5 separate regions of the Homo sapiens genome follow, and all the other regions are linked to region 3. A link is a loop called in an ENCODE intact Hi-C map of the cell type or tissue named here. Cell type or tissue: IMR-90. All regions are shown on one strand. Region 1 overlaps LINC02718 (long intergenic non-protein coding RNA 2718). Region 2 overlaps LINC02718 (long intergenic non-protein coding RNA 2718). Region 3 has its middle 110 kb from the start of LUZP2. Region 4 has its middle 120 kb from the start of LINC02726. Region 5 overlaps LINC02718 (long intergenic non-protein coding RNA 2718).

Region 1 (5,000 bases), 1.4 Mb before region 3:
TGTTGGCCCTTGTCATAAAGTAGCTTTGCTGTAAGCCAAAAATTTGGGGTCCAGATGTGACAGAATTCCACTGTACCCAAGAATCCATGCAATTCTATATGGTTCCTAGGAAGGACCAGGTGGTAAACAGCATTTTCTGGTCATAGGGAAGTTTGCACTGGCCCTGAGGGATAACATACTCTAAATACTGGACAGTCTCCTTTGAAATCTGGACTTTTCTTCTGACACTTTACAGTCCCTTTCTGCTAGAAAGTTCAGGACTGGATGGATAGTTTTACCAGAATCTTCTTTAATGGGGCTGGCTATGAGGATATCATCCACATATTGCAAGACGATGCCCCACTATGTCTTCAAGTCTCATAGAGCTCAGCTTAGGGCCCCCCAAAATGTTTGGGGAGTTCCTGAAGTCTGGAGAAGTACCATCCAGCATTACTTCTCTGAAACATTTTAGGATCCTCTCATTCAAAGGCAAATAATTCCTGAGAGTCATGGCTTAGAGGCACATAAAAGAAGGCATCTTTCAGAGCTAGCACACTAAAGTATTTGCTGTCCCCTGAGAGACTGGCTAGCAATATATAAGTGTTAGGCTCTATGGGGTAAATGTCCTGAGCAGCACTGTTAACCATCTCTCTTTTTTCTGGGTTCTTAACAGTGGGGTATTACATGGGAAGTGACCAGGCCTGATAAGCCCTTGGAGTAAGAGACTCTCTAACACAGGCTGTATTCCCTGCAGTGCTTCAGGTTTTAGAGGATATTTTCCTACTCTTGGTGTCGGGCTGTTTGGTTTTAACTGTATCCTTATAAGTTCTACTGTGACAGTCCTTATTTGGCCCTGTGACCATACTTCAGGGTTGACTTGTGCTAGAATATCACCTAGGGTTTCTCCTGGAGGATCAAGATCTTCATGAAGAAGGGCCAGGAAGGCAGCTCTTTGAGCTCTTGGCACCTCTACTTCTAACTGGACTTGGTTGAGGCAGACAATGGCTTCAAGTTTTGTCAGTATGTCCTTCCCTAGGGGATGAGCCACTGAGGGGCATACAGGGAAGAGGGGTCAGGGTCTTTGAATCACAGTCAGAGCCTCCAGAAACTGCTCACTGTCTCCCTTTCCTGACATCCCCTTAATATTACACACTCTGAGTACCCTTTCTGCTAGCCAGTGTAGAGAATGTGGCTCACGTATTGAGCAGAATCTCAAATCGGCTGTCCCCCTACTTCTAAGGAGATAGAGATCTTATATTGAGGAGCCAGTTGGGGAGGTCCTGGGTCCTGCCAGTCTTCTTTTGTTGTTGAGAGCTTGTCCCTAGCCTTCTCTCTTTGGAGACAGCTGGGTCCTTCTCCCAGTGTCCCACTAATTTGAAATAGGCACACTGATCAGGTCCTAGTTTCTTGGTGGCCCAAGACTGATCCCACGTTATGGCCTGGGATCAGTCACCCAAGCTGGCTCCCTTCTTCCTTCTGGGTTGTCTGGAATGGACTGAGGTGCAACTACCAGAAAGCTGCTTCTTTCTTCGTCTTCTTTTCTGCCTTCTCCAACCACATCTCTGTTATTGAAACCTTGAAGGTCATCTCTACTAACTGGGGAGGGGATAATGTCAGGGCCTATGGCCAATTTCTGAATCTTTCTGTGGGTATCTGGAGCAATCTGAGATATAAACAGGTGCTAAGGACCACCTGACTTCCCTGTGCCTCAGGGTCCCAGGAGATATAGTCCTGCAGGCACTCTCCCAGCCATTCTAGAAATGCTGAGGGGTTCTAGGTCCCTGATGAACATCCCTAAGCTTACTCCAATTAACAGGAGGTTCGCTAACTTCTTTCATTCCTTTCAATAATATGTTCAGGTCATTTTCCAAGTTCTCCCTCCCTATTCTGGTACTGGGGTCCCAATGTGGTTCTCCATTCGGAACCAATTGCTCTTCTGGTCACTAGATGGGGCTATTGGGCTGGTTATTAGGCTGCCTGCCAGCTTTTGCCCCAGCCTCAGCTAAAACTGTGGATATTTCCTCAGTAGTTAAAAAGGTGGTCACCAAGGTCTGAGCATCAGCCCAGGTCAGGTTGTGAGTGGAAAAGATGCCTCCTATAAGGGAAATAAATTCCTCAGGTTAGCCTGAAAGCCTTTCATACGTATTTCACAATTACAGTTCTCAGAGGTGGTAAAAGGCACATGTACTTGGATTAAATGCACATCCCCATCCAAAACCTGCCTGAGGGGAAACATCCCACCTCCCAGTTTGTAAAAGCTCCCACTCCGGGATTGTGCTATCTGGAAGAGGAGCCCCTGACACATTAGTTGGGGAGGCCCCTGATATTTTAGTTGGAGTTTATCTGCCAAGTCAGGTGGTTACGTGGGAGGAGACATCCCCGATAATCTGTTGGAATGACAACCTCCTTCTCTCTGTTCTCTTCTTTCCTGGCTTTCATGGGGTGGAGGGAGGTTTTCTCATCCACAGGGCTCTCTAGGATTGGTAGCAGCTTCTCCAGTGGCTTAGCTGGAGATCCAGGTGGTCCAACCTTGAGAGTACAAAGTCCGCACTTTATCTATAGGTCCCTGTTCTGGTAAAGGGCCATAAAACATTGGACACAGGGTATCTCATCCCATTTCTCTTGCCTCTTATGGAAAATATCCAGCTGAAGAATGCTATGGTAATTAAGTGACCTGTCCCTCTGCCATTGTTCCTGGCTACCTAGGACACATTGTGGCCAGGCTGTGTTACAAAAGAAAATCATCTTCTTTTTAGTTATTGGAGAATACCCAAAAATCTTCTAGTGTTGGATAATGCACCCTAAAAGGCTTTATCTGAATACCCCAAAATCTTCTAGTGTTTAGAGGATAAACCCTAATGGGCTTTGCTCTGATACGGAGGTCAGGTTCCCCATACCCTAAAGTTCTTATTTAGGGTTCGATTCTAGCTTCTCAAAGTTTACATAGCAGGTTAACAGTTATACAGATGTGCAATGACTGATTTTTCCTCTCAAAATGTAACAGGCCCCTCTAACACACATAATAAAAGTAAGTCAATGTGTGAGGGTGACCTGGCAGATCCCAAGCACAGCCCCGTGTGCTTCCTGCAAAATCCCACCATGCTGCCCAGTGACCCTCCTGGGCATCAGGCATAGTAGCTTCCCCTTCTTTTAAAAGCTGATACCTGAAGAGAACATACCCAGGTGAATCAGGAATGTATCAGTGTGAGCCCCTTCTCCTAAGCTGAAGTTTTCCCAGTCTAGCTGTCAAAGTCGAGGGCTTCCAGCCTCCACAGGTCCCTTTCTACTTTGGAAGATGCATCCCCTCTGATGACCTTAAACCTATCTCTGGAAAAATTGATCTCACAGTTCATTTCACTGTTGGCTAGCCAGGTCTAGATTGCTGTTTACTGTGATGGGAGTTTCTTTCAATCCCCCAGGGCACAAACCAGAAAAAGAAAGAAAGTCAAACAGAGGTACACTGCCCTTACTCTAGAGATCCCGTTGCTAGATCCAAAGAATTCACTCTTTTAGTCAGCCCATGGTGTAAAGTCCACTTACTGCCCTGAAGGATCACAGAACAAAAAGGTTCAGGCAGCCACTTGTACTCTTTTGGGGTAGGCCCAAGTGACAGCCTGGTGGGCTTGTCACCATGTGAAAGATCCTCCTGTATCATACCCACCCCTTTCAGGCAATGTGAGCGAGTTAGCCTGGGTGAGCTGCCGCTACCCACTGCTTCACCTATTGGGAGGCTTTGAGGAGTTAGGATCAGAACCAGGGTCTTGAGCCCATCTGAGTCACCAGGATTGTTACTCACACAATAGGTGGGCTTTATCACTTGAGGGTTGACAGTCCAATGACCAAGGTGGATTTAGCTAGGGGATTTTATTACTTGCAACAAGTAAAGAGAACACTGAGGATAGTTCCCAAGGCAGTGGCTCCAAAACATCATTGAAAACAGCTTTTATTGAGTTGTTTAGCTGAGTCATTTTATGTAGAGAGGGAGTAAAGACAGTGCAGTCTCAGTCGCTGATCATGCAGAAGCATGTATAGAAAATGACAAATAAGCTCCTCCTGGGGTGGGGATTTTAGTATGGTAATGAGGGGAGTTCAGCAAAATTCACCTCCAACTCAGGCATCTCTGGATCCAAACAGTTTTTGTTTTTCTGGGGCAGAGCTTCTTCCCGGAACTTTTTTGAAATAAGAGCTCAAGGTACAATAGTTATAAGTGGGTCCCTTTTCACAGTGCATACCCAAAAATCTGGAGACCCTGGGTTACAAACCCCTGGTACTTGGGAGGATGTGTCCAGTAAAAGCAACACCAACAGAATAATAAATCACTCTGATCCAAATGATGCATCCACAGATTGCTGTGGAATTCAGCCACTCACATGTTCCTTTATCCTAAATTTTTCAGTAAGAGCCTAGTCAATATATGTTTGTGTACTATTTGAAATTTAATAAATTAGGGCAGATTATGGTTGAAAGTTTGAAACCTCTTCCTGTTTCCTCTCTCATTGGCAACCGGCCCATTATACATGTGCAAATTCGGAGGCAAAGACATATCAATTCTTTCCATGACCTGAAGTAAAAAGACCAATTGACACATCCAGGAGGATTGGTTATGTTATAGAAAGAATAAAAAAGTATACATTTGTTCATGTAATCTCTTTATAAAGTCATTAGAATGAAATATTAAAATGAAAATACTTATTACTAAAAATAAGTTTATCTACCTATCTATGCATAGATATATATGTCAGCTGAATGATAACTTGAGGCTTTGAATTATTGGGTTGCTGCAAAAGTAATTTCAGTTTTCACCATTAAAAGTAATTACTTTTAATGTACTTTGCATATTTGGGAGGCATAAATTTGCCTCTAAATTTGCACATTTATAATGGGCTGATGTCCATGAGAGGGGAAACAGGAAGATGTTTCAAACTTTCAGCCATAATCTGCCCTAATTTATTAAATTTTCAATACTACACAAACATATATTGACTAGGCTTTTACTGAAAAATTTAGGAGAAAGGAACATC
Region 2 (5,000 bases), 1.3 Mb before region 3:
ATGATGTCCTGGTATCTGCCTCTCAGAGGACCCAGAATAACAACAGATTCTAAAATTGCTTTAAAAATATCTTTCAACCTTGTCTTTGGTAATATTTCTGGAAAAGTTTCATCTTGCTTTTTCTTCTTGTAATAAATTGTGAGGTAAAATCACCTTAGTGTTTGAAAACCTCAAAAATAAAACTTGGTACAATAATTCCTTTGATGTACTACACATATCAGTATGTTCTGCTTTTCTGGGCTAGAGCTGAACTAGTACTTCTTTTTACTGATTGGGGAAACCAATATCAGAAACCAACAAACACCTTAAAAAGTGTATGTAAGAACTGTAATTCTTTTTTAAAGTTGTGATGGATCCATTTCAATATCACATGGCTTCCCATATATACGGAGAAAACATACATATTGGAAACCTTGGCATGTACATATTTCTAAAAAATATAAAAATATTCCCTGAGAACTGCGTGAGTTCATTTAGATCACTGAATTAAGGGCTGAGTTTAAAACATTGTTTCAGATGTTAGAAATACACATCACTCCCTAAAAGCATCTAGGTGCCCAGCGTGTTTGTTCCTGCTTTGCAGATATTTACCGTACTTTAACAGAGTTGAGGGTACTTTGCTTTAGTTGGGTCCCTCAGGAGAAACCACTTGAACAAAAATCAGAGTGTTTTCGGCTTCTCAGCTTGACTCTGCCACAGCAGCATGTATGGTTTTTCACTAGCTGTTGATTCTCAATGCCTCCTTTTGGGCTTCTCCATTTCCCCTGCTTCATTTACACAGAAGGAGTAGAAGAGAAAGGACTCTAATAGCAAATGCCTGAGAAATTCTTGAGCGTTCTGTGTTCCCAGAGGAGCATGGTCCAGCTTTTACTCCAGTTTCCTCACATTTCTCTTTGAAAATTCTACAAAACACAACAAAAGATGTTTTAAATATTTCTACAGGACTAATACAAATAATAAAACAATCTATACCTTCAGGCAGAGAAAACCCACAAATTCACCCTATTCCCAATTAAAAAACAAAAAAAGTGCCTAAGTGGGAGGTAGGGGTAGGAGATCCTTCACAGCCCCAGCATTAGAGTGGAAGTCACAACTGTGGAGCAGATCAGTAGCGGATCAGAAGGACTGCCGTACCGAGAAGTGAAAGAAATACAGACACAGCATGAGCAGTGACAGAACTCAGAAACCCAAGCAAATAGAATGCACTGCAAGAGGGGAGAGCACCATTGTAAGGGACATGGATGTGCTTTGGTCAAGAATTAGGCCTAGGCAGACATCCAGGCCTGTGTGACTCAGCGGGGTTAGGGTGCAGGTGCATACTCCACTTGTTATATAACCTGTTTGTGTAAGCTCAAACTTGGCTCTGAGCCACTATTGTCTGCAGAAGGTGTAACTGCCCTGCTGACACTACGGGCTGTTAGGTATGGCTTGACATGGTGCTGGCACCCAGAGAAAGAGAGAGAGAGAGAACCAGAGCTGTCTGTCTTGCAGAAGGATATATAGGGGAGCCACAGCATGGCTCGTGCTGGTGCCCAGAAAGGGAAATAATTAAGCTGCTGACCCTGAAGGCAAGGGAGAGCCAAATGTGCAGCTGCAGGTGTGGGGTGGCAGGAGCCACAGAGCTGCAGCAGACAGCCCAGATAAAGGTGGACAGTGTTAGAGGGCCAGTGTGAGTAAGCCGCTGATGAGAAACGGCCCCCCTGGAGCGTTCTTTCAGCTATCCATCCACTCCCCTTGGACCTCAGCTAGGGCTAGACCCTAACCCTGGGTGTGGCATTTGGCATAATCGTGGACCTGGACCTAACAACCACGAGTGGAAAACTGCTATGGCGAAGTTTGAGAATGAAATGATCAGGACAGGAGAACTGGGAAAGCAAAAGGAAATGACAGGGAAATTTGGACTAAAGCACTAACTTTAATTAAATAAACTGCCGGAGACATAACAGAAGAGGGAGCCCTTGAGCTGAGAAACCCAGACAGCTTCTGTAAACTCTTCCTCTCCTGTGCTGGTAGCTGTCACTTCTCACCTGCCAGGTGAGATAGCTGGTCCAGGAGAAATTTACTAATAAGGAATGGAAGTAGAGGCAGAGTGGAGAGGGCAGGGATGAAAACAAAGAAATGAAACATCTTCGTATGCCTGTCTATATCATTTTGACCCAAAGATCCCATAAGTGTATTATGCATAAAACCAACATTTCTTGAAATTAAATACAAAGGGAAACAAAGTAAACCCAATCATACATCAATTTGTAAAGTAACTACACAAGGAATGGGACTTCACAGAATAGACTTCTTACTGTACATCCTTACTTAACAGCATTAAAAGCACAAAAACAAAACAACTAAAAAGAAGTATCAATTTTATGTAGTAATTAATAGTAGTATGATTCATAATTATTTTATTTTATTTTATTTATTTATTTTTTTGTGATAGGGTCTCACTCTGTTGTTGCCCAGGCTGGAGTGCAGTGGCGAGAACACGACTCACTGTAGCCTCGACCTTCCTAGCTCAGGTGATTATCCAACCTCAGCCTCCTGAGTAGCTGGTAATACAGGTGCACACCACCATGCACAAATGATTTTTGTATTTTTTGTAGAGACAGCGTTTTTTCACGTTAATCAGGCTAGTCTCAAGCTCCTGGGCTCAAGTGATCCATCCACTTCAGCCTCCCAAATTTCTGGGATTATAGGTATGAGCTACCATGCTGGCCATAAATGTTATGTTGAGACTATGTCCTTCATATATTGAGGGTTAACACAAGATCTTAAGGTCTGTGGAAGAAAAACAAAAGGGCACTTTATTTTCTAAAAAATAACAGTCTACAGATCAGGGAGATGTGTAGCCTCCAATGTAAAGGGAAAGCATGTTCTGGAGAAAAAGAGCAGGTCTGACTTAAATAAAGGAAGTTCATGACCCAACCCTCAAACAGGTCAGTTTATGCAAATGAAGAAATCAGGCCAAGTGCAGTGGCTGATGTCAGGTATCTCAGCACTTTAGGAGGCTGAGGCAGGAGAATTGCTTAAGGTCAGGAGTTTGAGAGCAGCCTGAGCAACATAGCAAGATCCCTCTCTGCAAAAAATAACAAAAATTAGCAGGGCATGTTAGTGTGCACCTGTGGTCCCAGCTACCCTGGAGGCTGAAGTGGGAGAATCATTGAGCTCAAGAGTTAGAGGTTATAGTGAGCTATGATCATGCCACTGCATTCCAGTCTGGAGGACAGAGTATATGCCCAGTCTGTTTAAAGAAAAAAATCAAATTTGGTCCTAATTGGGTAGTTTCCAAGCCCAAACTAGAAGTCTCTGTTGGATGACCCTTTTAGGCTACTGCTAGGAGAAGTTTTCCAACTACAGTGTCTCTATTTTAGCTCAGAAGTACAAACAGTATGTTAGGTAAGAATCGTATATTTTAATGCAGTTCATCTAAAAGCTATACATGTTCACCTTGTGCCCTTCTGCCAGATCTAGTCATTTCGAGCTATTCAACTGTGAATAGGATTGGGAAAAGTAATAGTCTGTGCTTCCAGGAAAAAGAGAAGAAAAGTATTGATGATTACTAATGTCTACTACACTGATATCAAAGTTTCCTATTAATAAAAATGTAGGTATAAGCATTTAATTGGGCACTCTTTGATGTATTTGGTAGGTTACATGATAAAATATGGGGGTGTGGTCCAGGCATAGATATATATTCTAAAGCTATCCAGGTGAGTATAATGTATAGCTATGTTTAAGAACCACAGAGAGTAAAGCCTGTTACAGTTTCTAACAAAGATAATTCAATATGCCCAAATTAAATCTGCAGACAAGTAATTTCATATGCTATTATTTAAAGTAATAAATTTAGAAAACTAATAATAAAACAAAAAAAGCAGAAATGTTAAATAATAATAATAATAAAATAATTTTATGTGTAGCAAGTATTTATGAATGAAAGAGCCAAATAAGCTTAGAAAGAGAGGAGAAACAAAAAAAAAACTATTTTAGACTAACAACACTCATTTTTTTTGTTTTCAAGGATCTTTTAAAATTCTTACAAAGGATTAAGAGTTTTGGTAAGCCTTCATTTATTTATATGGGTTATTTCTATCTATATTTACTACATTAGAAATAAAAACTGTTAAATATTAAAATGTGTATTTGCTAATTCATTTGAAAAGAATAGTAAACCAAGTACCTATTAACATAAGCAACATATTTTTATGAAAATTACTAAAATTTCCAAAACCAAAGAAAACATTAATGAGAAGAGTGACAATGTTTTACAGTTTTGCAAATACTTTCAGTGTCTGATTTTATAGGCTGGATTCTCATACCTTTTCCTGCATCCATCTTTTCAATATTACATACCCTTTCCATAGCTTCTGAAAAATGCCACCATACACTTGAAAGACTATGAGAGCAGAAAAGGACAAATAATATATTAGCATTACTTTGAAAATGCTTTTGGCATTATGAGTCTGCAGAAAATATTGCAGAAACCCCTAGGAGTCTCCAGACGATCCACTGAGAAATATCTGTGAGTTGTTGTACACATATTTCAGCTTCTGAGTTCAAATGATTATATCCTGCACCTAGCTGTGATAATGCTAGGAAATGGTAATATCAATATTATGTTCTTTATATTCTCTGACAAATCTCTGGAGAACACATAGTCTCTCTTACAGGTTATGTACAGTTAGCAGTAAGTAATATTGTTAGACCACTCCAAAGGCCATTTTCACTGGCAATATTTACTAGACAAAATGGCCACTCCAGCCTGTGTATCATGGCTAATTAAGATGACTGAGAGCACTGGCTGTTCTGTCTTGATTAGACCCTGAGGAAGATATAGTCTTTGAGGGATTTTATTATCCCACAATGTAAGAAAGCTCTCCAGAGATTTTACCTCTGTCTCCCAGGAAAGAAACAAACAAGCATTATGAGGCTGGGCAGGACATCCAAGAGTCTGGGCTTAGATGCTTATCAGGGGAACCAGCCCCCAATATTTCAAGGTAGGTTCT
Region 3 (5,000 bases):
TATTCCCAACTGCTCCCCATCTGCATTTTGTAGAAACAAAAGTTGAGAATTAAAAGGTGAAGTGATTTTTTTTTAATCCTGCAATCACCAAATATTGGAGTCAGTATTCAGTTATATGGTATCTTAATGTCACAGACTTCACATATGAGAAGAAAAGCATTCTGGGTGTTTGTGTGTTGTTAGATGAAATAAACATGCATGTTGATCTGACAGCATCAGGTGACTTTATTCCATGCTGGCAGGGGACTGCTAAACATTAGACAGCTGTAAGTTGATTTTCATGATTTTTCTATGGCTCTGACTTGTGTTCTTGTGATTTTTATTGAAATGTATATGTGTGTGTGTGTGTGTATATATATATACACATACATATATATGTGTGTGTGTGGGCTAGCAAGGAATTCTGTGCCAGTCTACTAGAAGATCACTGGTTCTCTTTGGCCTTAAGAGAAATATTATTCCCAAACTATTATAACTTGGGGTTACTAAATACATGTCTGATAGAAAATCTGCCCACATATATATCTGTGTGTGTGTGTACATATATATATACACATACAGATATATATATATAGCTGTATGAAACCACCTTTATCCTGATCCTTTGAGCCTCTTTCTGAAAAGCATGTCTAAACTTGTGTCATGTAGCCTGTCTTGTAATATTTTGTTCGAGGATCTTACAGAGTAACAGTCAGTGACCAGGGCTGAGGAAGAGAGAAAAAAAAAAAAAAAAAAGCCTGAAGAGTAGCATCTCGGCTCATTAATGGGAAATACAACCTGAATGAACTTTTCCTGCTCAGGAACTATGATGTTCTTATTCTCCACATACAATACGTTATCTTCTAGTAGTAGACTTCCCCAAGGTAAACTCATCAGAGAAACAAATAAGTCAGGATTCTTTTAACTTTCTTTTAACTGTAATGGGAATTATTCCTTCTTAATAACCATAAAATCTGAGGCCCTGGTGCAGGCCATACCTTATCATCAGGGAGATACTTAAGTGGGCAGATATTCTGTCAGACAAGTGTTTAATAACCCCAAGTTATAATAGTTTGGGAATAATATTTCTCTTCAGGTCAAAGAGAACCAGTGATCTTCTAGTAGACTGGCACAGAATTCCTTGCTAGCCTACAGAATGCTGAGAGTTATTTGCTTGTTTGTATATTTATTAGTTTTGCTTCTTTGTTTTGTTTTTCCAAAAACTATATTCTCCTTACTAGAGTATTGGATTCCGTGACAAAGTTTATTCTTTCTACACTACTGTCCTAGGATGACCACTCCCTCTATGTTCCACTCACCCTTCTCAGCTGCAGCAATGCCGTGGGGATATTGTATGTTGTTGAGAACATATCTTACTAGCTTTCAAACTATGCAATGGCTTTTTGACCATGGCCCACAGTACAATATACATTGTACCTCATGACCCATTTAAAACAAACTTTCACAAAGAAACTTTTTCTCTTACTAAAAGTAATGGGTACTGGCATTCTCATCTGTATTCTTTCTATGGGTCCATTGAATTGATTTTGTGATTCATGAATAAGTCTTGGCCCTCAATTTGAGACAATGATCATATTCTAGGGTTGTGGCTCTCACAGTGTGGGAATTTTTATTAATAATCGAATATTCCTGAACTTAAAAAGAAACATATTTACTGTAATAAAACCAAGAATTCACTGGTTCTAAAACTTTGTTATGCATCAGAATCACCTGGAAGGCTTAAAACCCGGATTACTGGACTCTACCTCCAGAGATTTGATTCAGTATATCTGCTGAGCAACTCAATAATTTTTACTTTAAACAAGTTTTCGGGTAATGCCAATGCTGCTGGTTCTGGGGATACCCTTTGGGAACCACCGGTCTAAATGGAAAAGCTTGGATTTCCTCCCACTAAGAGTTAATTTTATTAGATCCTTTCTGAGAGTTCTAAGGATGCCCCCTTGTGGAAATCTAAGGGGAAAGTTTGCAAGACAACGCTCCCAAAATACCACTGAGAGATAAAGGCAGTAGATTTAACACTCAAATTTGAGACATTCCCTCCACTTCCCTTAGGACAAAGAACAATGATGGTTGGGTAGCAGGAAAACATGATGGTTAAAAGGCCAGATCTTAAAGACAGATGAACCTGTGTTCAAAGCTACCACTTTTGCGTGTAATGCTGGGCCTGTTGCTGAACTTCTCTAATTTAAAGCTTCATCATCTGTAAAGCAATATAATAATAGTACTTTATGCATCATATAAAATTTTAGTGAAAATTAAGTACATTATACATGAAGACCGAAACATTTGACTTCTAATTTAGGATGTGAATAGCAGTCTTCTATTTAACATTCTGAAGTGCAACACTTGAAACCACTCAAACTCACACCCACGTTCTTAGCCTTTTCACCTAATGCATCTTTCCCTAGATTATCCAAAGATAAGTGCTTATTCATGAAAAAGAACCAATATTGACTCAGGACTCAAATATGCCCCTTTACTATGCAGGTTTCTGAAACTTCTCCTGCCACCTGAATTTGTTTTTTATGTTTTTTTTTTGTTTTTTTTTTTTGTTGTTGTTTTTTAATGTTCCCATTGCTTTTAATGTTTTTTTTTGTTTTTTTTATTTTTTATTTTTTATTTTTTTTTATTTTATTTAAGTTTTAGGGTACATGTGCACATTGTGCAGGTTAGTTACATATGTATACATGTGCCATGCTGGTGCGCTGCACCCACTAACTCGTCATCTAGCATTAGGTATATCTCCCAAAGCTATCCCTCCCCCCTCCCCCACCCCACCACAGTCCCCAGAGTGTGATATTCCCCTTCCCGTGTCCATGTGATCTCATTGTTCAATTCCCACCTATGAGTGAGAATATGCAGTGTTTGGTTTTTTGTTCTTGCTATAGTTTACTGAGAATGATGATTTCCAATTTCATCCATGTCCCTACAAAGGACATGAACTCATCATTTTTTATGGCTGCATAGTATTCCATGGTGTATATGTGCCACATTTTCTTAATCCAGTCTATCATTGTTGGACATTTGGGTTGGTTCCAAGTCTTTGCTATTGTGAATAATGCCGCAATAAACATACGTGTGCATGTGTCTTTATAGCAGCATGATTTATAGTCCTTTGGGTATATACCCAGTAATGGGATGGCTGGGTCAAATGGTATTTCTAGTTCTAGATCCCTGAGGAATCGCCACACTGACTTCCACAATGGTTGAACTAGTTTACGGTCCCACCAACAGTGTAAAAGTGTTCCTATTTCTCCACATCCTCTCCAGCACCTGTTGTTTCCTGACTTTTTAATGATTGCCATTCTAACTGGTGTGAGATGGTATCTCACAGTGGTTTTGATTTGCATTTCTCTGATGGCCAGTGATGATGAGCATTTTTTCATGTGTTTTTTGGCTGCATAAATGTCTCCTTTTGAGAAGTGTCTGTTCATGTCCTTCGCCCACTTTTTGATGGGGTTGTTTGTTTTTTTCTTGTAAATTTGTTTGAGTTCATTGTAGATTCTGGAAGCATTCCCTTTGAAAACTGGCACAAGACAGGGATGCCCTCTCTCACCAGTCCTATTCAACATAGTGTTGGAAGTTCTGGCCATGACAATTAGGCAGGAGAAGGAAATAAAGGGTATTCAATTAGGAAAAGAGGAAGTCAAATTGTCCCTGTTTGCAGACGACATGATTGTATATCTAGAAAACCCCATTGTCTCAGCCCAAAATCTCCTTAAGCTGATAAGCAACTTCAGCAAAGTCTCAGGATACAAAATCAATGTACAAAAATCACAAGCATTCTTATACACCAACAACAGACAAACAGAGAGCCAAATCATGAGTGAACTCCCATTCACAATCGCTTCAAAGAGAATAAAATACCTAGAAATCCAACTTACAAGGGATGGGAAGGACCTCTTCAAGGAGAACTACAAACCACTGCTCAAGGAAATAAAAGAGGATACAAACAAATGGAAGAACATTCCATGCTCATGGGTAGGAAGAATCAATATCGTGAAAATGGCCATACTGCCCAAGGTAATTTACAGATTCAATGCCATCCCCATAAAGCTACCAATGACTTTCTTCACAGAATTGGAAAAAACTACTTTAAAGTTCATATGGAACCAAAAAAGAGCCCACATCGCCAAGTCAATCCTAAGCCAAAAGAACAAAGCTGGAGGCATCACACTACCTGACTTCAAACTATACTACAAGGCTACAGTAACCAAAACAGCATGGTACTGGTACCAAAACAGAGATATAGATCAATGGAACAGGACAGAGCCCTCAGAAATAACGCCGCATATCTACAACTATCTGATCTTTGACAAACCTGAGAAAAACAAGCAATGGCGAAAGGATTCCCTATTTAATAAATGGTGCTGGGAAAACTGGCTAGCCATATGTAGAAAGCTGAAACTGGATCCCTTCCTTACACCTTATACAAAAATCAATTCAAGATGGGTTAAAGATTTAAACGTTAGACCTAAAACCATAAAAACCCTAGAAGAAAACCTAGGCATTACCATTCAGGACATAGGCATGGGCAAGGACTTCATGTCCAAAACACCAAAAGCAATGGCAACAAAAGCCAAAATTGACAAATGGGATCTAATTAAACTAAAGAGCTTCTGCACAGCAAAAGAAACTACCATCAGAGTGAACAGGCAACCTACAAAATGGGAGAAAATTTTCGCAACCTACTCATCTGACAAAGGGCTGAATTTGTTTTTTCCAGAATAAGCCACTATGCTACATAGACCCTGACTAGTGACGGAGGCAAAGGTTGCATGAAACAGCTGCCACCACGATATTCCAAGGGATTCTATTCTACTGCTGCAGAAATGTCTGAAGTATGTAGTTAGAACTAAGTCCCGTGTCTTGGGATCTGCTGCTTTCATAAATGCAGGTGCCTGCCCCAGGCTGTACGGGTCATTGAGATTTGAGATTAAAACCACTTTCCTCTCAGTGCTGTGTTCCGTCACAGCTATATATCAGCAAGATGGGCCTAT
Region 4 (5,000 bases), 540 kb before region 3:
GTTTATTTGAAATTTTTCTACTTTTTGATGTAGGTGCTTATTGCTATATGCGTTTCTTTTAATGTTGTTTTTGCTGTCTCCTATAGATTTGGTATCTTGTATTTTCAATTGTATTTCTTTCAAGAACATTTAAAACTTCCTTCTTTATTTCTTTATTGAGCCATTGGCCATTTAGCAGTATATTGTTTAATTTTCATGTATCTGTATAGTTTCCAATGTTTCTTTTGTCATTGATTTCTAGTTTTATTATATTTTGGTCAGAGAAGATACTTGATAGGATTTTATTTGTAAAAATCATTTTAAGACTTGTTTTATGGCCTATCAAATGGTCTATCATTGAAAATTATCCAAGTGCTGAGGAAAAGAGTATGTGTTTTATAGCTGTTGATATCTATTGGTAAATATCTATTAGATTCATTTGGTTGTATAGTTCAGATTAAGTCCAATGTTTCTTTGTTTACTTTCTGTTTGAATGATCTATTCAATGCTGAAAGTGGGTATATTGGTTTGTTCTCACGCTGCTATAAAGAACTACTTGAGACTGGATAATTTATGAAGAAAAGAGGTTTAAATGACTCACAGTTCCACAGGCTGTACAGGAGGCGTGGCTGGGGAGGCCTCAGAAAACTTACAATCATGGCATGGCAGAAGGCAAAGGGGAAGCAAAGCACATTTTCACATGGTCAGCAGGAGAGGGAAAGAGAGGGAGAGAGGGGGAGAGAGAGAGAGAGAGAGAGAGAGAAGGAGGAAGTGCTACACTTTCAAACAACCAGATCTCATTAGAACTCCATGATGAGAACAGCAAGGGGGAAGTCTGCCCCCATGATTCAGTCGCCTCCCACAAGGCCCCTCTTCCTTTGAATGGAAATTACAATTCAACATGAAATTTGGGTGGGGACACAGAGCCAGACCATATCAATGAGGTACTGAGGTTTCCAGCTATTTATTGAAGGGTCTATCTCTCTTTAGTTCTAATAATGTTTGTTTTATGTATCTGGGTACTCTAATGTTGGCTGCATATGTACTTACAATTGTTATATCCCTTTCTGAATTGACCCCTTTATCATTACGTAGTAATTTTCTTTGTACTTTTTTATAAATTTTGCCTCAAAATTTATTTTGTGTGGTAATAGTGTATCCACTTCTGCTTTTTTTGATTTCCATTTGTATACAATTTCTTCTTTTATTTTTAAATTTTCATTCTATGTGTTTCCTTATGGTTGAAGTTAATTTCTCATAGTCAGCATAGAGTCAGGTTTTGTTTTTTATCCATTTAGCCACTCTATGCCTTTTCACTGGACAGTTTAGTACATTTACATTCAATGTTATTATCGATAGGCAAGGACTTGCTTCTGTTATTTTGTTATTTGTTCTCTGACTATCTCGTGGTCTTCTTTTTTCCTTCCATCTTTCCTGTCTTCCTTTGTGCAAAAGTGATTTTCTCTGGTAGTATGTTGTTATTTCTTGCTTGTGTGTGTGTGTGTGTATCTGTCGTAGGTGTTTTTATTTGAGATCACCATGAGGCTTGCAAATAACATAACCAAGTATTTTAAACTGATGATTATGTAACTGATTATAAAACAAACAAGCAAAGAGAAAACTAATAAAAACTCAGTTGAGCCCCATTACTCCTTGCTTTTTAACTTTTAGTTGTTTCTTTTTTTGTCTTTTTATACTACCTATCCCTTTAAAAAGTTGTAGCTACTATTTTGATAGGTTTTTCTTTTAGTTTTCCTTTTTTTTTTTTTTTGGTTTTCCTACTCAGGATATGAGTGGCTTACACACTAAATTATAGTGTTAGAGAATTCTGTATTTGTGTACTTACTGTTACCTTTGAGTTTTGCACCTTCAGATGATTGCTTATTGCTCTTTAATGTCTTTTTCTCTCAGATTGAAAAACTTCCTTTAGCATTTTCTGTAGGAGATATCTGGTGTTGAAAAAATCCCTCAGCCTTTGTTTGTCTGGAAACCTTAATTTTTTTCTTCATATTTCAATAATATTTTCAGTGGATATAATATTCTAGGAAAAAAATATTGTGTTTCTTCAGCGCTTTAAATATGTCATGACACTCTCTTGGCTTGTTAGATTACCACTGAGAAGTCTACTGCCAGAAGTATTGAAGCTCTGTTATGTGTTATTTCTTTCTTTTCTTTTGCTGCTTTTAGAAACTGTTCCTTTTCCTTGACCTTTGGGTATTTGAGTATTAAATGTCTTTAATTGGTCTTATTTGGGTTAAATCTGCTAGTATTCTGTTACCTTCTTGTGACTGAATATTAGTATCTTTCTCTAGGTTTAAAAATGTCTTAGTTATTATTTCTTGGAATAAATTTTCTACCCCAGTCTCTTTTTCTACCTTCTCATTAAGACCAATAACTTTAATTGTTTTAATTCAACGTTACTTTTTAGATCTTGGCATGCTTCCTTCTTTTTTCTTCTTTTTTTCCTTTTCTGACTGTGTACTTTTATATAGCCTATCTTCAATCTTACTAATTATTTCTTCTGCTTGATCAGTTGTGCTATTAAGAGGCTCTAATGTATTTTTCAGTTTCATTTGTTTTTTTCAGCTTCAGAATTTCTCCTTTTTTATTATTATTTTAATCTGTGTTAAATCTCTCTGAGATAGGATTCTGAATTTCTTCTCTGTGTTGTGCAGTTCATTGAGCTTTCTCAAAATAACTATTTTTATTTGTTTGTCTGAAATATCATATATCTTTGTCATTCCAAAATTCATCACTGATGTCTTATTTGGTTCCTTTGGTGAAGTCATGTTTTTCTGGATATTTTTGATGCTTGCGGATGTTTGTTGATATCTGGGCATTAAACAGTTTAAACAGGCATTTAATTTAATCTTCATTGTCTGGGCTTGTTTGTACCCATGGTTTTTAAGAAGGCCTTTTAGATATTTGGGAATATAGTTTTGTGAACGATGTCTTTGGTCACTGCAGCTGTATCTGCTCTAGGGAGCACCTGAAGCCCAGTAACAATGTGACTGCTGCAGACTCACAGAGGTATTTACTGCCTCGGTGGGCTTGGGTTAGATCCAAGAGAATTATCTGGATTACCAGGCAAAGTCTCTCATTTTCTTTCTTCGCTTTCCCCCAAACAGAAGGAGCCTCCATCTCCATGCTGGGCTGTCTGGTTTTGTTGGAGGGGTGATGCTAGCACTCCTGTGGCCACCACAGCTGGGACTGTGCTGGATCACACCTTAAGCCTGCACAGTAGACACAGGCTTGGGTCTCACCCAAGGCTTATGGTGACTACTGCCTGGCTACCACTAATGATTATTCAAGGTCCACAGGCTCTCTACTCAGCAGATGGTGCGTCCTACCAGGACAGTGTCCCTTGAGGGCTACAGTTTCTCCTTTGGTTCAGGGACAGGGTAGGAAGAAGTTGGGGTGGGGGGGTGGGCGGTGTCTGAAAATGTGATCTAGGAGCAAGGGCCTAGAATTGAGGGCTTCAGAAATCTGCTTAGTGCTTTACTGTGGTTGATCTGGTACCCATAGGTGCCAGCAAAAGTTCTCTTTACTCTTTCCTCTCCTTTCCATAAATGATAGGAGTCTTTCTGAGAGCTGCACTGTCTGTAGTTAAGGGAGGGGTGACACAAGCTCTCTCGGCTGTCACAGCTTGTGTCTCACTGAGTTGTGTGCACCTCAAGTCCACTGGCTCCAGGTCCAACACAGCACCAGGATTTGTCCAAGGACTGTAGTCCCTGTGGTCCGATTGCCTTTCAGATCTACTCATGACCGCATGTATGGCACTTTAGCTCTCTAGTGGGGCTAGGCTGAACTCAGGTCTTTACCACTGGAGCAGAGGAGTATGTTTCTCTGGGTTGTCTTATTCTAAATGCTCCCTCTCTAGGCATTGGCAAAATTCTGCCCTATGTCGTGTTCTGCTGTGACAGGGCAACACTGAGTTTCAATAAAAAGTGTCATACCCACTTCAGTCTCCCTCCCCCAAGCAGACAGATTCTGTCCCCACACATGCTACTGAGAGATGGGGGAGATGGTGTAAGCAATGCCAGACTGTCTTTCCTACCCTCTTCAGGGTCTCTCTTTTATTTTTTTTTTTGATATGATGTTAAAACCAGATACTGTGGTCCTCACCTGATTTTTGGCTCTTATGAAGGTGCTTCATTGTGTAGATAGTTGTTCAATTTGGTGTTTCTGCAGGGAGAGTGATTGCTGGAGAGTTCTATTTGGTCATCTTGCTTTGCTTTCTCAAAACATGATTTTTTAACCTGCTTTTTTCTATTATTATTTTTTACCTCATATCATAGTGAAACAAATCCAATAATCACATAAACAGGATTTTTAAATAAACATAGAAATAGGTCCTTAAAGCTCGAAGCTTACATTTGTTTTATCTGAGTTTCTTCCTCAGGAAATGAGCGTCAGCCCTCTCACAAAAGGTATCAAAGAAGTGAAACTCACCAGATCACCACATCTAGACAATGAGCGCTGGACAATGAGCTGCATTCATCATAAATGCTTCCTTGGCCCTCTCTGGTTCCTGTTTTCTTATTCATTGTTACGTTTCTTCTCTGCAACATAAGCTTCTCGTTTGGGTCAATTAGGAAGATGGATTTGAGACTGATCTCCCATCTCTTTTGCTGCAGCACCCAATTAAACCCTGCTTCCTTGGCAATAATTGCTGTCTCAGTGATTAGCTTTCTGTGCCATGAGCAGCAGGACCTAGACCAAACCTCAGGTGTTTACTAGTTCTTATACATACTGAGTGACTTGTGCTTACCTGAAAGCCCTGATGTCACCAACATTTTCTATTCCCTAGGGCTAAAATGCTTCCTTCTCTGCAATCTCCAAACAGGGCCTATCACCAACTATCTCCCAATTAACTTCTACTCATCCTTCAGGTTTCTTTTTCCTGAGGTAATTGCTCCTCCTCTGTGATATTTCATACTCATCCTTATTGTACAGCTTAATATACTGCATTTTAATTTTCTATTAACTTTTCTGTCTTTCCCAGTAGAATTTGCATACTT
Region 5 (5,000 bases), 1.5 Mb before region 3:
TCATTTGAAGCCACTTCTTATTTTGCGGTCTTCAGTTTATTTAGCTAATTAGATTATACTTATTAGAAAAAAACCACAATGCAATGTATTTTTAGAACAAAAATTAATTTTCAGCTAAGTTTTAGTAATGAAGAGAGCTCCTCTTGCAGTACTTATAATTCTTAAAATCTCAAATCAAGGGAAAGCTGGGATGATAACAGGGTGAGTGTACTAAAACTGTCGTTGTGTATAATAGCAAATAATTGTATTCAAGTTCACAGAGATAACAAATCTCTTCCTTTATGTATTCTCTAGTTTTGATTGTTGTATAATTTTCTACAGTAAGTTGCTATTTTGAGGACAAAAGTGAAAATAGATGATATAGAATGGAAGATTGGAAATTTATCCAAAGAACATACATAAATATTTATTAAGAAAAAAAGTAACCTTATTAAGATATGCTTATTTTTACTGAAGACATTTTTAAAGACATTTGATTTTGTCTTATTCTAGGTATTTAATTAAGTCATCTTTGAAAACTGCATTACATACTTAATATCACAGAAATAAATACAAATTGCTCTTCTGATACTTATACAATCACAGGAACACTAACAGTTGGATTAGCATCCTAAATAAGATATTTTTCAGATAGCAAGAACTGAAAAACTTGTGTGAGAAATTATTTCCTCTTATATTGACAGAATGACTTCCTTTTTCTTACAAAGAGAAAAAATGTAAGTGGAATATTATTTCATACAAAGGATTTTCTTTCAAGCACCTATTATATGACAAATATGGATGTTAGCAATCATTATACTGATACTTTAACTTAACTTGCTTTGTCATAACAGTGAGTTACAGTTCTGTATGAAATTATAAAATCCTTGGAAAACTCTCCCTACCTGGTTTTGCGTGTTAGAACGGACACATGGAAACAGATTACTCTGGCAAACACGTTTACCTTTATTGAACATATAACATATTTAAGGAACACTTTCTGGGTGCATGGATTCATTTGTTGAACAATATGGCAGGTTAAATGTCGTGATCTTTGATATTTGTATAGCACATTTATAAACCATATTAAATTTGAGAAAAGGTAATGTGTGTACGATTACCTTAACTTTTATAATTGAGTAAAGAAATAAAGCTCAGAGAACTTAGGAGAATAAGGTCATTCCATTCAACATATATTAATTCAATAAATATTTTTGGAGTACTGTATTAGTCAATAAGTACTATAGGTATTAGTACTATATTAATCAGTAAGTAATTTTGCAGAGCTATGTTAGCACTCCCTTAGTTGCAAGAGCAGAAACACTTATGAAAGCAACAAACTGGAAAGACTATTATTTTGTTTTGATAATGGGTTAAAAACAGAAGGAAATTTTGTTCAAATAATAACTATTCATCTTAGTATTAGCTTTATTCCCTCTGTATGCTGGCCTTATTTTGTCCTACTACTAATAGTTTTCTCTGCAGATGAGGGAGGCTTCTCATATCCACCTTCATTCTGCTAGGCTGCCATCCTTCTTCACAACTTAACCTAAAGAGAGTCCTCCTTGCCAGCTGCAATGGAGCATCCTGACTGGCATTTATTAGTAGCTAAAATATTATTGAAAATGCATTTAAAAGGCTCATATTAAGTTCCAGTATTCAATAGTACTGTAAATAAATTACACTTAACAATTATTTATTGTATAATTCAAAATAGTTAGAAGAGAAGAATTGTGATGTTGCCAACACAAAGATAAATGTTTGATGTGATAGATATCCCAGTTACCCTGACTTGATAATTACACATCGTATAACTATATCAAAATATCACAGGTAACTCCAAATTATGCACAGCTATAATATAACAATGAAAACACAAAAAGGAAATCCTTTAAAAAGTTTAGATCAAATAAGATTAGTATTAGTGAATTAATGAAACATCTATTTTTAAGTTGATGGAAATTTTAGCATGTCTAATGTTTATGTAGAATCTAATCAAGATCTTAGAATAATTAACAAGTTATTATTCCTTCTTTTGTACCTTTCTGTCCAAATGTCAATAAGGGTGATTTGAATATTGAATATCATGATTGGTTTTAGAGATAGCTAGGCAGAAAAAAACCCCAGGTGACAAACAGAAAGTGTGGCATGAAGCCTGTGGAAAACTAATAAAGGAAATAAATTGATCTTGGCTAAGAGTAGTTGTTTACTTCTGACAAAGACCTACTATTAACAGAGATTAGCAAATCTTTTCAGACGCTTAAAAAATCATATTTAATTACAATCCACATTTTCTCAACCCCCCTTAATTAGCAATGAAAACAGGTAGAGCAGAAAAACCAAAAAATTCAGTGTAAAAATACCTTAATTCAAATTTTACTGTATTTTATTTTGGTATAAGATAATTTAGATGCAGCTAAACTGAATAAATCTCAATTTTCTAGTGAGTAAATGGGGGACTAATACTATCTACTTCTTACAATTATACAATTTAAGGAATAATCTATTTCAGTGTGCTCAAATATTAATTTTCCTCTTAAACTATTTCGGGATAGTTTCTTTTGTGGCTAAGGTTTGCATTGGGACAGCAAAAGAGGAAATAGAAAGTGAGTTGCTAAAGGGATATATAACTTTTTTCATAAGAATAAATATAATTCATAATAATTCTTTAGCATAATCTAGCTATTTTTCAAATATTATATATATTTTTTTTCCAGAGAAATTAGAAGTCATATTTCTGCGGTATAGCCATCTAATTTCCCATCTCTAGGGTATGTTTGTTTTTAGAAAAACATTCCAGCAGGTGGCGCCAACATCATAATATTTAACCTTCATGAAACTATGCCAGGAGTGGGTAAGGAAACAAAAGTTATTGTTTAGCCAGAAGGTGGAGCTAGGTGACCAGTCTTTAAAATCAGTGTCTGCATTTGAAATAGACAACTTCAATTTTACTGAATCACAGGATTTATAATCTGAGTATTGTGAAGAGCATTGTCTGAATCCTCTACCTTCCATACCTTCAAATTTCAACTTTAAGTGTATTATTTTTACAATTAAAGAATTCTGGTCCAGCTCATGAAAGCAAGAAATACTTTTATATTCTAATTTTTATTATTCATAGTCTTTGCAAAAAAGAGAGCATATTTAAATATTGTTATTGTACTGTTTCTCTATATGTTTGAAGATTATACATTTTTATAAAGTATGTACTTATCATATACCATAAATCCTCTGCTCTTTTCTATTTCTCCACTGTGATTTTCTTAGGAAGATGAAACACTGAATTAGGAGATCTGGGAAACTGCAGACACACTTTCTGACATGTTCAAATCAGGAAAAAAAGGGTTTGAAATCTTTCTTCTATAATACTTCATGAATTTTTCTAAAATACTGTTCAATTTTAATGTATTTGTTTATTCTGTTGCCAATGTTTAAGTCTTTAATCACTTTAAACAATAGGAAGTAAAAATTAAACAGCTTCATAACTTTAAGCTTTCATATTAGCAGAAACTCTATTTTCTAAAAATTGTTGCCAGATCATTGAATTCTAAATACTTGCCTATTAAATGTCTGTGAAATGAATCAATTTCTCACATACCACATTACTTCCTTCTATCTCCTACCTTCAGCTAGTGGGGCAATCCAATAGCCTACTAGAAGTTGACTTACCTTCCTCTTGCCCCCTCTAATCTGTTTTCTTTCATGAGATCAAGAGCAATGTTTTATAAATGCAAATTTGATCATTTCATTCCTATTTTTATAAAAACCTTCAATAACTTTTTACTTCTCTAAGCAGTCAAACCTCAACGTGCCCAAAAGGCACCTCTTCAGGTCTGTCTCATACTATTCTTTCCAATCATTTTCTATAGCGTTTTCTTTCTATACAAACTTTATCACACTACGCTCCCTCCATCTAAATCTGGCCCTACCTACCCCTAGTGTAAGTTCATGAGGACAGAAGCATGTTCATCACCTTTCTCACTGCTGTATTTGCAGTGAGTGAGTGTACCATATCATATCATGACAGAATGAATGAACAAATAAAAAATCAGAGGCCTCTGGAAAATAAAATTAAATTAAAGAATTCAGAATATTTTTCAATGGCAAGCTATTCCCCCTTAAGAGAATGTTCAGGATGCAGATGATAACTTTGGTATCTGCAAGGCTGCTCTAAGAGCAAAAGCTTACAGGAAGAATTAAAAAAAAAAAACTAAAAACAAACCAAAAAACCTGAGTATCTAAAAATAGAACAAATTTCTATGGTAGGTAGTGTTGCCTGTAACTAGAGATATTCAAACATAAGTTACTGTTTCATTTGTATAAACTAGTAGTCTGGTAGAACAATTAGATGAACTTCAAACTCCCTTTGAGCTTTGAGATTCTATGGAGGTATGCTTTGTTAAGAAGATTGTCTCTGTATTTGCCATGCTGAATGCATTATGAAGCCAATGCTGAGTGCATGGAGGTTCCTCCTTAGAGTTCTTGGAATTAAGTTTTATTGAGTTTAGGACTTTAAAGGAAATATGATTTCCTAACACCATCTATAACACTAATTTCAGCTTTAGCTCACATTGCCAGCCTTTTCTTGGGATACACTTGAAATAAAATAGATTCTTTTTTTCAGATGAGTTATTTTCTCAGTTAACTGAAATTATCTACTTTATTTTTTTTTTTGCTGCTGTAACTTTTACTGAATCACTGATAACACTGATATATTTTTGATAATACATTTGTATTTTAGAACAATAAAACATGTTTAATTTGCTTTTGGTGGTGGACTAAATTCTCTATTTCAAATATATAAATCTTCTCAAGTGTATCCATATACCACAGTGGCTAATAACCTCTTTGTTTCATGAATCTATTTTTGGTCTGCTGCAGGAGAAAGGGTGAAGAAGTTTACACTCAATATACTAATAGCTCCTGACTTTTACACCTCAACCCAGATTTTATAACTATAATAAAAACATAAATTCATTCTCAGGCTTCATACTGTATAAACTACATAGTTCTTTTTTGAG

Evidence for each region. A loop is a pair of places that touch in the nucleus more often than their neighbours do. Peaks named below come from ENCODE experiments on the same cell type or tissue, not always from the same donor. Only the 100,000 strongest peaks of a DNase experiment are listed, where the experiment ranks them.
Region 1: it touches region 3 in a loop (6-fold over the local background); 5 of 110 quality-filtered maps call a loop at or near these places.
Region 2: it touches region 3 in a loop (6-fold over the local background); 9 of 110 quality-filtered maps call a loop at or near these places.
Region 4: it touches region 3 in a loop (2.7-fold over the local background); 4 of 110 quality-filtered maps call a loop at or near these places.
Region 5: it touches region 3 in a loop (5-fold over the local background); 7 of 110 quality-filtered maps call a loop at or near these places.

What each region holds. Positions count from the first base shown.
Region 1 is chr11:23,019,562-23,024,561 of GRCh38, forward strand. All of the region lies in intron 4 of LINC02718 (long intergenic non-protein coding RNA 2718), which reads left to right. The region is part of intron 1 of LOC124902646 (a long non-coding RNA gene); the gene reads left to right. Among named protein-coding and RNA genes, the nearest start is that of CCDC179, 160 kb to the left of the region's middle. In IMR-90, a CTCF peak has its summit at 1,930 (motif pointing right); no DNase peak of the experiment used is centred here; H3K27ac peaks cover 225 bases.
Region 2 is chr11:23,111,843-23,116,842 of GRCh38, forward strand. The region is part of intron 4 of LINC02718 (long intergenic non-protein coding RNA 2718); the gene reads left to right. Among named protein-coding and RNA genes, the nearest start is that of CCDC179, 250 kb to the left of the region's middle. In IMR-90, a CTCF peak has its summit at 1,957 (motif pointing right); a DNase peak (open chromatin) is centred at 1,959; H3K27ac peaks cover 1,008 bases.
Region 3 is chr11:24,384,809-24,389,808 of GRCh38, forward strand. No RefSeq gene overlaps it. Among named protein-coding and RNA genes, the nearest start is that of LUZP2, 110 kb to the right of the region's middle. In IMR-90, a CTCF peak has its summit at 1,942 (motif pointing left); a DNase peak (open chromatin) is centred at 1,943; H3K27ac peaks cover 156 bases.
Region 4 is chr11:23,842,657-23,847,656 of GRCh38, forward strand. No RefSeq gene overlaps it. Among named protein-coding and RNA genes, the nearest start is that of LINC02726, 120 kb to the left of the region's middle. In IMR-90, no CTCF peak of the experiment used is centred here; no DNase peak of the experiment used is centred here.
Region 5 is chr11:22,873,254-22,878,253 of GRCh38, forward strand. All of the region lies in intron 3 of LINC02718 (long intergenic non-protein coding RNA 2718), which reads left to right. Among named protein-coding and RNA genes, the nearest start is that of CCDC179, 15 kb to the left of the region's middle. In IMR-90, a CTCF peak has its summit at 2,836 (motif pointing right); a DNase peak (open chromatin) is centred at 2,838; H3K27ac peaks cover 140 bases.